Linked DNA regions of Mus musculus: regions 1 and 3 are each linked to region 2. A link is a loop called in an ENCODE intact Hi-C map of the cell type or tissue named here. Cell type or tissue: gastrocnemius. All regions are shown on one strand.

Region 1 (5,000 bases), 160 kb after region 2:
AATTATTTTAAAATACTTTGCTGGGCTTAGTAGTGCACACCTTTAGTCCCAACACTCAGAAGGTAGAAGCAGAAATGTAAATGAGCTAAATACCTAATAAAAAATGGAAAGAAAAAAAAAAAAAGAAGGTAGAAGCAGGTATAACTCTGTGACAAGAACAGCCAGAGTTAGGTGACACCCTGTCTAAAAACAAAAAAAAAACCAAAAATTTATGTTCAAATGGTCTGTGTATCTTGCTCTTTTTTTTTTTAAGTTTTGCAAACTTATTCAGAGAGAGAGAGAGAATGAGAATATGCTATTCATAACAGAAAGACTCGCTCACACTTTTATTTGAGCCAAAATTGGAAATAGACCTTCCTCACACTAGAAAGAACTTCATAATTATGGGCCAATTGGAAGAGGAAAGACAAAAGAAAAGGAGGATATTTTTAGTCATCCTGTGCTCTCTGCACAGATCTGTCTCCTTTCTGCTTTGTAGAAGAAAGTTGAAAAGATGAGAACACAGTCTCTGCAGCAGACTGTTGAAGAGTTATTTCTAGGAATCCTGCTGTGAACCCACAGTGGTTTCATGTGACCTTTCAGAGGGTCCCTAGGTCTTTCCTTTATGAAAGCAGTTTTCTTCCTGTCCTTCAGTCAGAACGACACACTGCAGCTGGTTGAATGGAAAAACAAATACAAGATTCCAAGCCTATTGCAGTTAAAACAGAGGAGAGAGAGTTGTGGCTCTGTTGTTACTGAACTTTGTATTAAGAGTAGGTATTCTCTGCTTGCTTAATATTTAAATGAATTAGTAAATAATAGTCAGTTGAGTTTTGATATCTTAAATATTCACAGAGGTAGTCCATATAGACAAACACTGTATGATCTTCAATTATATTTGAATAAAAACAATCCTGAGTCCAATGAGTTTTGAAATATCAGCTCTGAGCCAAATACAGGTGGGGTTTTTTTTTAATATTTATTTATCTAACTTTATTTATTTATTATAAGTTAAGTACACTGTAGTCTGTCTTCAGACACTCCAGAAGAGTGCATCAAATTTCGTTACGGATGGTTGTGAGCCACCATGTGGTTGCTGGGATTTGAACTCAGGACCTTTGGAAGAGCATTCGGTGCTCTTAATCACTGAGCCATCTCACCAGCCCAATACAGGTGTTTTAAACATCTTTGTACAGTTGGGTTACCCTACTAGAAACAGAAAAGTTAGAAGGGCTTTCAAGCCCATATTTGTCTAAATACCCAGAAAGATATGTAGCAGTCTCCAAAAAGCAGATTCTCCAAATAGTAAGGATAGATTATGATTTCTGGGATCAGGGATGAAGTTGGCGCAAGTGGCAAAGTGGGAGGAGAGAAGAAGCTGCCTTTCAGAGGTGGGAGGGAGAACTGCCCTCTGGCCATTAACTTCAAAGTTTCCTGGGCTTCCTTGAGTCCCTTCATCTGAAATGTTAGGTCAGACCAAAGGATGACGAGACCCTTTCTTAGATTCTACATTATAGTTAGCTAAGTTTCCTTTTTAAATCCTTTCATTATACATTTAACTGTTTTAATTAGTTAGAAGAGACTACTTGGTTGTAATCTGGCTTTCAGGAACCTTTTAGGCACATAATTCTAACAAAGATCGTAGTGTGTCCCAGGGAGATGACCTTTTTTGGTTCTGAAATTATAGAGACAAAAATGTAAGGCAGATCATTCACATGCTTTAACAACAGTACAGAAGTTGGTCTAGGTTCAGTCTCTAGGTTTGTTCTTTTTCAAAAGTCATAGTTTATATAGTCAGTAGAGTATTATTCCCTTCTGATCATGTTTTGTTGATACCCTGGGTCAATGAGTTAATCTTTTATTCAGTCATGCTGAAGGTTTTTTAAGAGAACAAAAATAGCCAGCCTATAATGCACTTAATTGTTGAACAAATCTTTCAGGTTGATAACTGCCTTCAGAAAACAATATGGGGAGCTGTAAGAGATTGCTCTGTTGTTAAGAATTCTCTGGCTGATGTTTCAAAAGACTTGCTTTTAGTTCTCAGCACCCAGTGACAACTCCCAAGTGTCTGTAAACTCCAGTTCCAAGGAATCTGAAGCCTTCTTCTGGCCTCCCTAGTGCACAGACAGAACATCATACACATAAAAATTAAAATAAATAGACTGGTTGGGGTAGCACATGCCTTTAGTCCTAGAGGCAGGTGGACCTCTGTGAGTTCCAAGACAGCCAGAGCTACATAGTGAAACCCTGTCAAGTCTTTGAGAGTGTGGAATATTCATAACTTGAAAAGATAATTTGGTCATAAACCAGTTTATGTGGCTCTCTGAATTATTTACAGTAGTCTTTTCTACTTTCATTTATATCTTAAAAGAGAAATACATTTATGTGACAATTTTAATAAATTAACAAATTGATCATCTGGCACACATTTAAGTAGATGGCATGCAACTGTCTAGCCATCTATCAGCAGTGAAAGCAAACTAAATTTTAAAAGACAGTTCTTCAACTGATCTAAATTCTATCCCCTCCAAAAAAATTACTTGTTTATCTTATCATGGTTGTGAGTGGTTTGTTTTATAGCATATCACTAAAATAACACCTGCCAACAAAATTCATAAGAAAAACAAGTGGAGAAGACATTTTCCTCCTCCACTGCTGTCCTTTTCATCTCTTCGGATTTCCCACAGGTCTTCCATCAGTGTTTCTTAACTTTGGGCAGACAGCAGAATCATGTGTAGAGCTCTGCATAGAATATATGGGTCCCACTTGTAGACTCAGATGTTCTGTATCAGACTGGAGTATAGTCAGCACTGAGTCGGCTCCACAGGCAGTTCTGACTTGCAGATCTAGTTGAGTCCTGTTATTCCTCAGGAGAGATACTTCCTTGCCAAGAACAAGAACGTGGTCTTCCTGCTAAATTTGCCAAGTTTCACTAATACCCTTTGCCACTTCTTCAATTCCTTCCTAACAACACAGTGTAAGAGACGCAAAGCAAAGGAATAAACCCTAGTTCTTCACCAGTCATTCTTTGTACTTCATATAAATAAGAAACCGAGTTGTACAGCAGAGTGACTAAATTATGTGAAAATTTGGTAGATATGATTTGATCTTTGTTTGCCCTAGAAGCAGCAACTAAAAATTTAATGAGTCAACCTGTTATATCTTACCTTTGTTAATAAAGCATTTTTTAATACTAAACATTTATGGTGTAACTTGGAAGGATACTTGAATTTTTCAGCCTCTAAATTCTACCACTATTAACATTCCCTGAGTTGAGGAAAATCTTTTTTACCAGTGACAAAACTTATTCCTTGTACCTACTTCCAAGATTTTTATAAGTGCAAGTCTAGTATTTCTTTGCCAATTAAGACTAAGAAGTAGAGATTCATTCTTGAGAAATGGCCACATGCCAGTGTAGATGTTTGTTCAGAAAGAGGGTTACTGATAAAATTATAAAACCTTAATAATGCATCATGAAATCTCAACTCTTTCAGAATATATAAAACGGGGTTTCCCCTTTATCCTAGTTGGATTTATATCTTTGACCATTAGTAGATGATTTCTGTAAGTAAGGTGTTACTCTGTGAATGAATGTTTTTATTTCAGTCTTTATTCAGCTGAAATTAAACTAGATTTTTTTCTTATATTTTTACAGGCACCAGAAGTAATCAGAATGCAAGATAAAAACCCGTATAGCTTTCAGTCAGACGTGTATGCGTTTGGGATTGTTCTGTACGAACTGATGACCGGCCAGCTACCTTATTCAAACATCAACAACAGGGATCAGGTAAACACCGTCTCTGGGAGCTATCTCAGTAGTTCTCCCAAGGCTCTGGTTCTCTAGAGGAAGGGAGGGTGGAGATAGAGGTGACTATACATGATAGAGCTCCTGAGCTCTCAGACCAGCGTTAGAAAGTGTTTGTATTCTTTTGACAGTAGTAAGCTTTTGTTTGAAATGTTGATCATAAATGTTATAGTGGAATAACATCCCCAATTTTGTAACTAGAAATCAGAAGTATATCAATGGAGTATAACCTGTTTCTTGGCTGAAGCAGAACTAAAAGAATGAACTCTGGTGCCTGCTGTGGTGTGTATTGCTTTAATACCAGCACTCAGGTGGCAGAGGCATACATATTTCTCTGAGTTTGAGGTCAGGCTGGTGTAGAGTTCCAGGCTAAACCTGCCTTTTTAAAAACAGAAAAAAAATTAACTTTGCTGTGATCACAGGTATAGTTGTCATTTGATTGTATCACAGGTTGTATTGTCAGAGTAAGGACTCAGCTATGAACATATTTATGTCACATTCTTCCAGAACTATTAAGAAGTTTAAAACAACAAAAAAAACAGCATGAGGGACTGGAAGGTGGTTCACTGGAAGTGTTTGCTGTATGAGCATGAGGCCCTGGGTTAAGACCCTGAGTACACAGAGAAAGCCAGCTGTGGCCATGTTTATAACCTCAGTGCTGGGGGGGAGACAAGGAGAAGCCCAAAGTTGCAGCCTGGTGGAGATATACGTGGCAGATTACAAATAACAGTGAGGTAGAGGAGTGATTGAAGAAGACACCCTGATGCCCACTTCTGCCTTCCACATTCGTCCAGGCCAGGACACTCACATGTATACACACACGCACACACATGAGTGTGCGCATGCCCACACAACAAAACTGGGTAAGAAAGTATGAAATGGCTGCTATATAATGTTGTGGCTTGTCTACAGTGAAAATTCTACCAGAAGGGTACATTTTTACCTCTCCCTTTCTTAGGTTCTTACTCTCTGTTCTTCCTTCCAAAAGATACCAATAACACTTCACAGAGCTTTGTTCATCTGTGTTTTCACACTAAATTCTCTTAGACGTCTCTTTCTTTATTTCCTTCCCTTCTCCCACTCTCTCTTCACCTTTTAACAGACCAGTATTCTGTGATCTAGGCAGGGCTTTAGATCTGGATCTTCTTCCCTTCGTGTCTAGACTCCTGGGAGTTGTAGTTTGTGCCATCAATTCCTGTTTACCAATGCCAGAAAG
Region 2 (5,000 bases):
CTCTGTCTTCAGCATCGCAAATGCTAGGGCACCACCAGACCACACTTAAAAGAGACACAAAGCCACGTCTGTTCCCTTTTACTAGATAATTGCTTTGATGTTATTGAATTTTATTTAACAAATGTAAATGTTAGTTAACAAATGTAAATGTTATTTAACAAATGTTCAGAGAAACAGGACTATTTGAAAAAAATGTTACAAAATTACTGTATAATCTTTGCCCAGAAACCCCAAAAGATTAAAAAATTCAAGACCTTCTGGCACTGTGCACACGTGTTGGAAGGGTAAGAGGAGGAGGGGAGATGTAATGTACATTGTAAAATTTTTTGAAGGTAAAGAAAAAAATATGTTCTTTGGCCTGTAAATATTTTTCATTCTCTAAACCAACGAAATTCTATAGCCATAATACATGACCATAATGCAATTACCAAATCATCCTGGTTGTCACATTATTGATATTGTTTAAATCCTGTTAGTTAAAGTCATATCTAAGTTTTTTTCAATTGCCACAATAATGACTTGTCGTTGTTTTGTTTATTCAGAGTCTGGCTACATAGCTTAAACTGTCTTGGAATTCACAGTCCTTCAGCCTCAGCCCCATTAAGTCCTGAAATTACAGGTTTACATCACCAGGCCCAGCCAATCATGAGTTTTACAGGAAAGGAAGGCCCAGATGATGAACCGAACTCACTTGTCCTACCTCGATGCCCTCCTTAAACTTAAGCCGCTCCTTCGCTCATGCTCATTCGGCTTTCCTTGTTTTTCATGGGCTCTGCATCTGCCTCCCAAGTGCTGAGATCAAAGGCCTGGCTATGTTATCCTTTAGGAGGGGGCGGGGGGGGGGGGAGAGAGAGGGGGGGAGAAGAGAGAGAGAGAGAGAGAGAGAGAGAGAGAGAGAGAGAGAGAGAGAGAGAGTCTTTCTGATCAGTACAGTCTGGTTCTTCTATAGCAGGCTGCTCACTCGGGAATTATCTAGTGTTTCCTCAGGACTCCAGTCAGTTACCTCGAGTGCAGCCTCTCCAGGCTTCCCACCCAGAAGTCTGCGATGTTCCATTTCAGCGGAATACATTTGGGCCTGGCGCCAGTAGAGGCCAGAAGAGGGAGTCGGATCCCTTGGGAACAGAGTTGCAGACAGTTGTAAACTGGCATGTGGTTGCTGGGGATTGAACCTGGGTCCTCTGTTAGAGTGCTCTTAACCTGCTCTTAACTGCGGAGCCATTTTTCTGTTCCCTGGAGCATTTTTTTAAAAAGATTTATTTATTATTACATATAAGTACACTGTAGTTGTCTTTAGACACACCAGAAGAGGACATCCGATCTCATTATGGATGGTTGTGAGCCACCATGTAGATGCTGGGATTTGAACTCAGGACCTTTGGAAGAGCAGTCAGTGCTCTTAACCGCAGAGCCATCTCTCCAGCACCCACCACCACCACCACCACCAAGCAATTTTTAAAAGGTGGATTGTTTTTTATTCCTCCCCAAATTCCCAAAGATACTGGTGAAAAATGCTGGTCAGTGTCACAAGACTCCAGATTTAAAGATACTGACTTTCCCCCTCCCCTACTTCTCCCTCTTGCTCCAGCCTGGCTCTCTCCAGCCCATAGGTTTTTTGGTTTTTGTTTTTAATTTGTTTCTCATTATAGATAGTTGTGAGCCACAATGTGGTTGCTGGTATTTGAACTCATGACCTCCAGAAGAACGGTCAGTGATCTTAGCCGCTGAGCCATCTCACCAACCCAAAGATACTGATTTTTAATTAGTAGATCTCTAATCTATATATTTAGCGATTTCCTTATTAAGTGTAAATTTCACTTAAAACTTAACCTTTGTTGTCATTTTTGTTTTTTACTTCACTCAGCTTATATATTTTCCTGTAATTAGGGTACTTTCCACCAGGTGGCAGTACTGTCCCAGTCATAGTAATCTGTCCAGCAAAAAAATTTCCCTTACAAAGGGTGTTCCAGAACACGGGGATGGCTCACATCACCTAGCAGGTGAGAAGTCCTAGCTTTGGTCCCCAGAACTCCCAAAAAGAAAAGGACAGTATAGCCAGGCACTCAGGACGCAGGGACAGACAGCTCTGTGTAAGTTCCCAGCTAGTTTGGTCTATGTAGCAAGTTTCAGACCTGCCCAGCCTATATATAGTATTTCTTTTTCTATTTTGAAGTGTACTAATATGTAAGTACATTTCTGAACCGAACTGGATATGATATATATTTCCCAAAATAAAATAAAATAAAATAAAAGCTTGTTCTAATCTTCATGGTTTGGCCAACAGTGTCCAAGGCTCGCTCACCAGCACACAGCTTTTCATCAGCGCCTAGGAGCTACACACCTTAAATTACACCCTGAAATCAAAGCTTAACTGGAGGCCACCCCAGTTAGATCAAGTCTGACTGTTGGCAGGCTTGAAGATGGAGGATGAGGCTACCGTAGGCCAATGTAAACACAGGAGGTCCTGACCACTCTGCTAGTGGCTATCTGGGGGGTAAAGTCTATAGTCCCCTGACCCAGGCTGGAAAAGTGAGAAACTTCCAAGTCACACTGATGCTATCTCCCCCACATTCCTAATCTTCTAGGAATTTCAGGGCTGCCTCGCCTCTACCGCCTTGAAATGTTATCTCGTATGAAAAAAAAAGGAGGCAAGAAATGCTATGTCTGGTAGGCCGCTTGCAACTGCAGACTTTAAAAATCCAAGCTGGAAAACAGCCTTAGAGAAGTAGCTAAAACCCCACGCCGAGGCTGTTGACCAGTCTGGCGTGCCAGCGGCTAAGTATTTTACCCTCGGTCCCTTCAGGTACAAATCAAACCGGAGTTACATAGGACTCTTAACAAACATGCTCTAACAGGCACATGTGTGGACTTGTGAAATCTGTGGTCACTTCCTAAGGCCGGGCTCACAAAGCCAGTTCTTAACAAACATGACTAAGAGTAGTTCCTCTTAGTCATGACGCCTGCGTTTCACATAGGTTCCAGAGCGAGGTTTTGCTGGGAGCTGCTGAACCAGTCATTTAGGCTTCTTCTAAGAGTGGATGATTATGAAGGCATATCATAAGTGGAACTGAAAAGCAAATGAACGCATCGCCAACAAAAATACTTAAATAATTTAAATTGGCCTAAAAAAAAAAAAAACACTCACACACAAACAAAAAACAAAAGCAAAAGCAAAAAAGCAAGCCAGCCCACTGTGTCTGCTTCCCGGCTAGCTGACTCTCGTTCTGTACCCTGGGGCTCACAGTTTCCTCCGAAGGAGCTGTTTCTGGTTATTACAGGAAAGGCATTCATTCCCAGGCAGATCTCCCCTACAGTTTAGCTCCTCTGGCCTCACACCCGATGTGTGTTTACCCAGTGTCTCCCTGTCTCTGTGTGGTTGGTGTGTGTGTTTGGGGGATGGGGAGGGGGAGGGGGCGCGTGCGTCAAAGCCAGGACCTCTACCACTGAGTTACGTACTCAGGCCTCTTGTGCTTTATTGTACTTTAGTTTCTGTTGGTTTCCCTGCAAAAGGAGCGACAGAACCTTTTACAACAAACACCAAGCAGTCATATACCATCAGTCCTTAAATCCACGGATATCTTAGTCTCCTCTAGAAGCTCAGAAAGAAAACCAAGAGGAAGAAAAGGAGCACAGAGAACTAGGGGGTGAAAGGTCATTTGTCCGGGGAGGAGAATTTCCCAGTAACACCCCACCCCCTCCCCCCTGGCTTTCTGTGACCGGCAGCTCATCCTGCTGTCAGCAGACAGCCGCTCAAAGCGCTCCTGCTGAGATTTGCAGTCCAACTGGTTCCTAACAGGCAGCAGTTTTAACGACAAGAATCTTTACCTTTGCCTTCCAGACCCAGGAAGAGATAAGTCTGTGTGGCTGCAGGTTCCCCAGCCAGCTGCCTCTAACTCCCGCACTCCGGAGACTAAGGCAGGAAGATCACCAAGCCACAAGTCCGGCCTGAGCTGCACGCATACAACGCGAGACCCTGTCTATACGATTTCATTTTAAAAACAAAAGTTAAATATACACATACCAAAAAAGAAAGAAAGAAAAGAAAAATAGAAGGCTTTATTGAATCTTATCAAGTGGAGATAATGTTCTGAAGTTAAAAATAGGTTTGTAAAAGGGAGCTGGTGGGCACAGCACTCACTGCCCTTGCAGAGAACCCAGATCCAGTTCCTGTCCAGACGTCGCTCACAAGCATCTGTGACTCAAGTCTGGAGCCCTTTTCTGGCTTCCATGGGTCTAGACACACAAAATGATCGTACACATAAACTTTTTAGATATACAAAAGTAACCAGGCATGGTAGCCCATACTTTTAATCCTAGCTCAGGAGGCAGATCTCTGAATTCAAGGCCAGCCTGATCTAAATAACAAGTTCCAGGGATACACAGAGAAACCCTGTCTCAAAAATGAAAAACAAAAAACAAACACACACACACACACACACATACATATATATGTGTGTGTGTACATATATGTATGTGTATATGTATGTGTGTGTATATACATATGTATATGTGCAAGTTGGACAGTTGGTCCAGCTTGAAAGCACTGGCTGTTCTTCTGAAGGGCATGTTTGATTCCCAGCACCCACGTATTGGCTCACTATCATCTATAACTTCAGTTCCAGGGGATCCAAAGCCCTCATCTGACTTCTATGGGGTTCTAGGCACACATAAACATGCAGGTGAAATATTCCTAGACATAAAAAAATAATTCTTTAAAAACACAAAAAGGAACTGAAGGTATAGTATAGTTCAGTGGTAGAGCATGTTTTTAGTATGCAGAAGACCCTAAGTTCCAACCCCAACACCATTTTTTTAAGTAATTGAAACAAACACAAACAAAAGTCAAACAAACAAAACAGCCAGGCATGGATGGCAGCTCATGGTGGGAAAGCAGGGAGATTATGAGTTCAAGTGTTGCCTGCAGAGCAAAATTTTTGTCTCCAAATAAGGTGGGGGCAGATATGGAGCAAAAGGGCTGTGGCCGCAGTTCAACAGCAGAGTAT
Region 3 (5,000 bases), 320 kb after region 2:
AGTAGGGTTACAAGGAGAGAGTGGGGCTCAACCTGTCACCTGGATTTCATTCCAACAATAATCAGGGACTTCCCACTTCCTCCGTTTAGGTTCTAAAATATCTAAAAGAGAGAAAAGGAAACTTTCAGTGCCTTTTCTCTTAGAAGGTCCCGGGTAGCTGTGGAGGGTAGCTGAGATCAGTACCTGACCAGGGCGCCAGTCTACCAACTTCCCTCACTGTCTCGGCTTTTTTGTGCCCCTTGCTCAGGCCCTGAATCCAGTTCCTTGAGTGAGGTGGTGTCCGAAGCCTTTGTCCGCTTTTTTGTGGAGATTGTGGGCCACTACCCCCTGTTCCTGACATCGGGTGAGGAGAGAAGCCTGCAACGAGAGGCCTTCAGAAAAGCTGTCTCCTCTAAGAGCCTGCGGCGCTTCCTGGAGGTCTTCATGGAGACCCAGACGTTCCGTGGCTTCATCCAGGAGCGGGAACTACGCAGGCAAGATGCCAAAGGTTAGGACAGCACACAGGCCTTATGGGGGCAGTGAGGCAGAGGTGCCTAAGGCTCTAAGTGGCTGAGGAGCAGGGGGAAGTCACAACAGTATGATGGAGGCATCAGCCCAGCCTATTCTGTCCATTGTCCCAGCTGGGCGTTCTGGGAGTCTAAAATCTAAGAATGCTGGTAAAGGCTGGTTTGATGGGAGCTAAAGCTGGAAAGGGAAGGCCTTACCTTTGCAGCATGGCTATACAAAGGCCAGAAGCTTCCAGAGGGGCAGCTGGCCCGGGCCTGGGGTTTCCCTGGTGCTATGAACTCAGCTAGAAGCCCTGACTGAACTCCCACGGCAGCCACCAGCATAGGAAAGACAGGCAGCCATACTTGAGGCCGTCCTGATGAGGATTTCCTCAGGACAGGAGAAATGTGTTTAGAGGGTGTGAGAGAGCCGGCCTCCTTCAGGGCTTGCTTCTCCTCAGAAGAGTGGCCAGCTGCATGTAGTCAGGTTGACAGGTCTGTTGGTGAGTGAGGAAGCAGGAATGAGATGGAGTCTCATGTGTGAACGGACTTTACGGCTTCCCACAGACAGCTATTATACAAGGTGGGGCAATTATAAGGACAGTAAAATCCCTTATAAACCCCAGGCTTGAAAGCGTATTTATAGGCACAGCTGCGCCTCAGAAGCAAGGTTTCCCGAGCTATCGAGGAAGAAGGTCAGTGCAGAAGCACAAAGGCAGGCATCTAACATATCCTGGGTATTTCTCCTCACCAGGTCTGTTTGAAGTCCGAGCCCAGGAGTACCTGGAAACCCTGCCCAGCGGAGAGCACAGCGGAGTCAATAAATTCCTCAAGGGACTGGGTAAGGCTGGGTCCCTGTCGCCAGCCTCAGCTCTAAACCATCTTTCCTGGAGTCTTCACTACTTCCATCCACAAGAGCCAGGAACGGTACAGGGTGGACTGTCTACCTCTCTTAGTCTGTCCCTGGGAACTAGGGTGGCCTCACTGACATCCTTGCCACCATCTTCTGAACCCCCGAGTCTTGTGGCAACCAACAGAGGCAGCATGCCCTGGGCGAGGCAGGGAGTACCTTAACACAGGTAGGATTCCTCCCAACCTCCGAATGCCCCTGAGCAAAAAAGAATCATCAAGAGGACTGCTGGTGGTGGCGGCGCACACCTTTAATCCCAGCACTCGGGAGGCAGAGGCAGGTGGATGTCTGAGTTCGAGGCCAGCCTGGTCTACAGAGTGAGTTCCAGGACAGTCAGGGCTACACAGAGAAACCCTGTCTCAAAAAACCAAAAGAAAAAAAAAAAAAAGAAGAATCATCAGGACTACAGTTTAATCAGCAAAAAGGTCCTTAAGGGTGCACACTGTGCTCCAGAGTAAACCCTGGAGGTGGAGGAGGAAGATCAGGAGCTGTGTGACCAGCCAGCAAGACATCACAGCATGTGGCACACAAGCCTAAGTCCAGTCCCCAGAACCCACATAAACGCGGGAGGAGGGAACTGAGTCCACAAAGATGTCCTTTGACTCCACAGCCTGCTGAGAGACACACACTTTCCTGTGCACCCCCTCCCTCCCCTCCCCCCCTGATAAAATGTTCTCACTTTCTTTTTTAGGCAATAAAATGAAGTTTCTCCACAAGAAATAACCCTCATCTTGGCCCAAGGGAAAACCTCCTCCCTACGCCCCAGTCCTCCCAGGATGGACCCCTTAGCTGGGCAGGTGGCACGCGCTCACAACAGCTCCGGAAGGGACCAGCCAGCATGCAGAATGTTGTTACTGTGGTTAGTTGCTTCTGGGACCTTTAAATCTTAGATATTAAAAGAGAAGAAGAAGGAAAGTGTTTGGCTCTTCCTTCATTCAGCTCTCCTGCCCCATCTCATCGCCTCTGGGCCAGCTCATTGACTCTGTGGAGCCAGGAGTTAGGAAGCGCGGCAGCCACAGAAACACTTCTGCCCACGCCACTGCTTCTTCCGCACTGGTCTATGACGCCACCTGGTGGCAGAGACTGGACTTTACTGTTCTTGACTACATTTTCTTTTTTTTTCTCCTAGAAGCCGTATAGCTCCATTCATGCCCCAAAAGTCTGTGGCTTTTAGAGGGACACATTTAAAAAAACAGGAAATCTTGTTAACTGGTAATAAAATGTTCTAAGGGTCCTGAAGTTTCTATTTCCTGTGGCCCAACCATGACACTTAGGCCACTGCTGTGAGCCTGTTCCTCTTGACCAACAAAGCTAGGAGAGGTTTCTGTAGTTGCTTCTCTTTTATGAGAGAGAGGACCCGAATCAGCTGACCTGTGGGGACAGTAAGAGTCTGCAGGAGCCCTGTGTGCAGCAAAGGAAGGTTCTCGGGCTGGCCTCGGGGCTGCCACCCCGATACTGTGAATGCCACCAAAAACTGACTACATCTGGATCGCCTCTGACCTGGGCAGGATTAATAGGAGTGCGTGGCTGGGATGTTGGAGGTAGCCAGAGAAAGCAGGTGAGCACAGCACGGGGGCTCAGGGACCGATTCCACAAGCTCCTAGGCTTAGGTAACTTTCTGATAGCAATATTCTGTGTATTTTTATATTGCCCCCAAGTGATCACAGTTAGTATTTTGGAATATACGTTCTTTTCTAACTTATTTTATATTATACTGTTTTACTTAAGAACTTCAGGTGAATAAATAAATAAGTATATCTTTATCAACATTCCTAGTGAGTGTATAATATTCTATTTTATTGATGTTTTTGTATTTGACTTAAACAAAACCTAAAATAAAATTGGGGGAATGTGCTAGGCGGTGGTGGCGCACACACACCTTTAATCCCAACACTTGGGAGGCAGAAGCAGGTGGATTTCTGAGTTTGAGGCCAGCCTGGTCTACAAAGTGAGTTCCAGGGCAGCCAGGGATACACAGAAAAAACCCTGTCTCAAAAAATCAAACAAACAAACAAATATTGGGGGAATGTACTAGGCTATTTGTATGAAGAGGCTTTTTTCTTTTCCTTTTTCATTTTTTGAGACAGAGTTTCTCTGTATAGCCCTAGCTGTCCTGGAACTCACTTTGTAGACCAGGCTGGCCTTGAACTCAGAAATCCACCTGCCTCTGCCTCCCGAGTGCTGGGATTAAAGGCGTGCACCACCATACCCGGCTCTTTCCTTTTTTTTTTGTTTTGTTTTGTTTTTTTCAAGACAGGGTTTCTCTGTATAGTGCTGGCTATCCTGGAACTCAGTCAGTAGACCAGGCTGGCCTCGAACTCAGAATTTTGCCTGCCTCACAAGTGTTGGGATTAAAGGTGTGCACCCCCTGCCACACTGAAGAGGCTTTTTTTCAGTGGTCTTTATATTAAAAGGGGGAGACACACTGCATGTGTAAAGAAGGCTCAGGCTGGTGAGATGGTGCCACCGCTGGTGAACGCTGCATAGGAGACACATGAAGGTGGAAAGGCGCCAACTCCACCAAGCTGTCTGTGAAATGCATGCCCCTATACAGATGCACACCACACAGGTTTTTATTTGCTTGTTTGTTTATTTGTTTTTAATGCTTTAAAGGATTGGTGATTTTATTTTTAATGTTCATAAAATAGGAATGGCAAGATTCTTATCCCATTAAGACACTTGCCACCACCAAGCCTGACCACCTGAGGTCAATCCCCAGGCCCTCCAAGGTGGAAGAAGAGAACCAGCTCCCACAAGATGTCCTGACCTCCAGACGTGTCATGCCATGTGCTTGCACACACATGTGAACACGCAGTAAATGAAGTAAAACTTTTAAATGGAGACAGGCAGTGGTGGTGCTGCTTCGCTGCCAGGCATTTGGTACGCACCTTTAATCCCAGCACTCGGGCAGAGCAAGCAGATCTTGGAATTCGAGGCCAGCCTGGTCTGTAGAGCAAGTTCTAGGACAGCCAGGGCTACACAGAGAAACCCTGTCTCAAAAAACCAAATTAATAATAAGTTTCTTTTGTCTGTCCTAGTGGTGTGTGCCCTTAGTCCCAGCACTCAGGAGACAGAGGCAAGCAGATCTGAGTTCCAGGCCAGTGTGATCTACAAAGCGCGTTCTAGGACAGCCTGGGCTGCATACAGAGACCCTGCCTCAAAATAAATAAGGTGTCTTTTTGTGTCCCTGTAAATCATGTTTACTGCTATGTCTCCAGTCTTCCCTCTCCTATTTGACACCACAGCATGTACTGCCAGGCATAGTGGCTCAAGCTTAAAATTCCAGCCCTCTGGAGACTGAGACAGGAGGATTGCCATTACAAAACAGTGAAACACACTTTTTAAAAAATACACAGACACACACACACACACCCCAAAAAGCAGGATGAAGGCTAGGGGAAGGAGGAAAGGCCTAGTTAATAAATTACTTACTATGCTAGCCTGAGAACAGTCAGTTCAGTCCACACAACCCATGCTTTAAAAGGTAAGCGGTAGCCGGGCATGGTGGCGCATGCCTTTAATCCCAGCACTCGGTAGGCAGAGGCAGGCAGATTTCTGTGTTTGAGGCCAGCCTGGTCTACAAAGTGAGTTTCAGGACAGCCAGG

What was found. Peaks named below come from ENCODE experiments on the same cell type or tissue, not always from the same donor. Only the 100,000 strongest peaks of a DNase experiment are listed, where the experiment ranks them.
Region 1: it touches region 2 in a loop (2.6-fold over the local background); 20 of 42 quality-filtered maps call a loop at or near these places.
Region 3: a loop joins it to region 2, with 7 times the contacts of the local background. A loop is called at or near these places in 25 of 42 quality-filtered maps.

Annotation. Positions count from the first base shown.
Region 1 is chr6:39,622,345-39,627,344 of GRCm38, reverse strand. Braf (Braf transforming gene) reads left to right here. Exons shown (of 22, transcript NM_139294.5): 19 at 3,635-3,766. The region is part of intron 1 of Gm34389 (a long non-coding RNA gene); the gene reads right to left. Among named protein-coding and RNA genes, the nearest start is that of Gm34389, 8.3 kb to the right of the region's middle. In gastrocnemius, no CTCF peak of the experiment used is centred here; no DNase peak of the experiment used is centred here.
Region 2 is chr6:39,779,802-39,784,801 of GRCm38, reverse strand. No RefSeq gene overlaps it. Among named protein-coding and RNA genes, the nearest start is that of Mrps33, 29 kb to the left of the region's middle. In gastrocnemius, a CTCF peak has its summit at 1,894 (motif pointing right); DNase peaks (open chromatin) are centred at 1,070 and 3,776; H3K4me3 peaks cover 1,534 bases; H3K27ac peaks cover 1,480 bases.
Region 3 is chr6:39,460,538-39,465,537 of GRCm38, reverse strand. It overlaps Dennd2a (DENN/MADD domain containing 2A), which reads left to right. Exons shown (of 19, transcript NM_172477.4): 17 at 248-487; 18 at 1,240-1,326; 19 at 2,087-3,160. The coding sequence ends at 2,118. Among named protein-coding and RNA genes, the nearest start is that of Gm52860, 7.4 kb to the left of the region's middle. In gastrocnemius, a CTCF peak has its summit at 2,461 (motif pointing left); DNase peaks (open chromatin) are centred at 445, 2,453 and 3,905; H3K4me3 peaks cover 259 bases.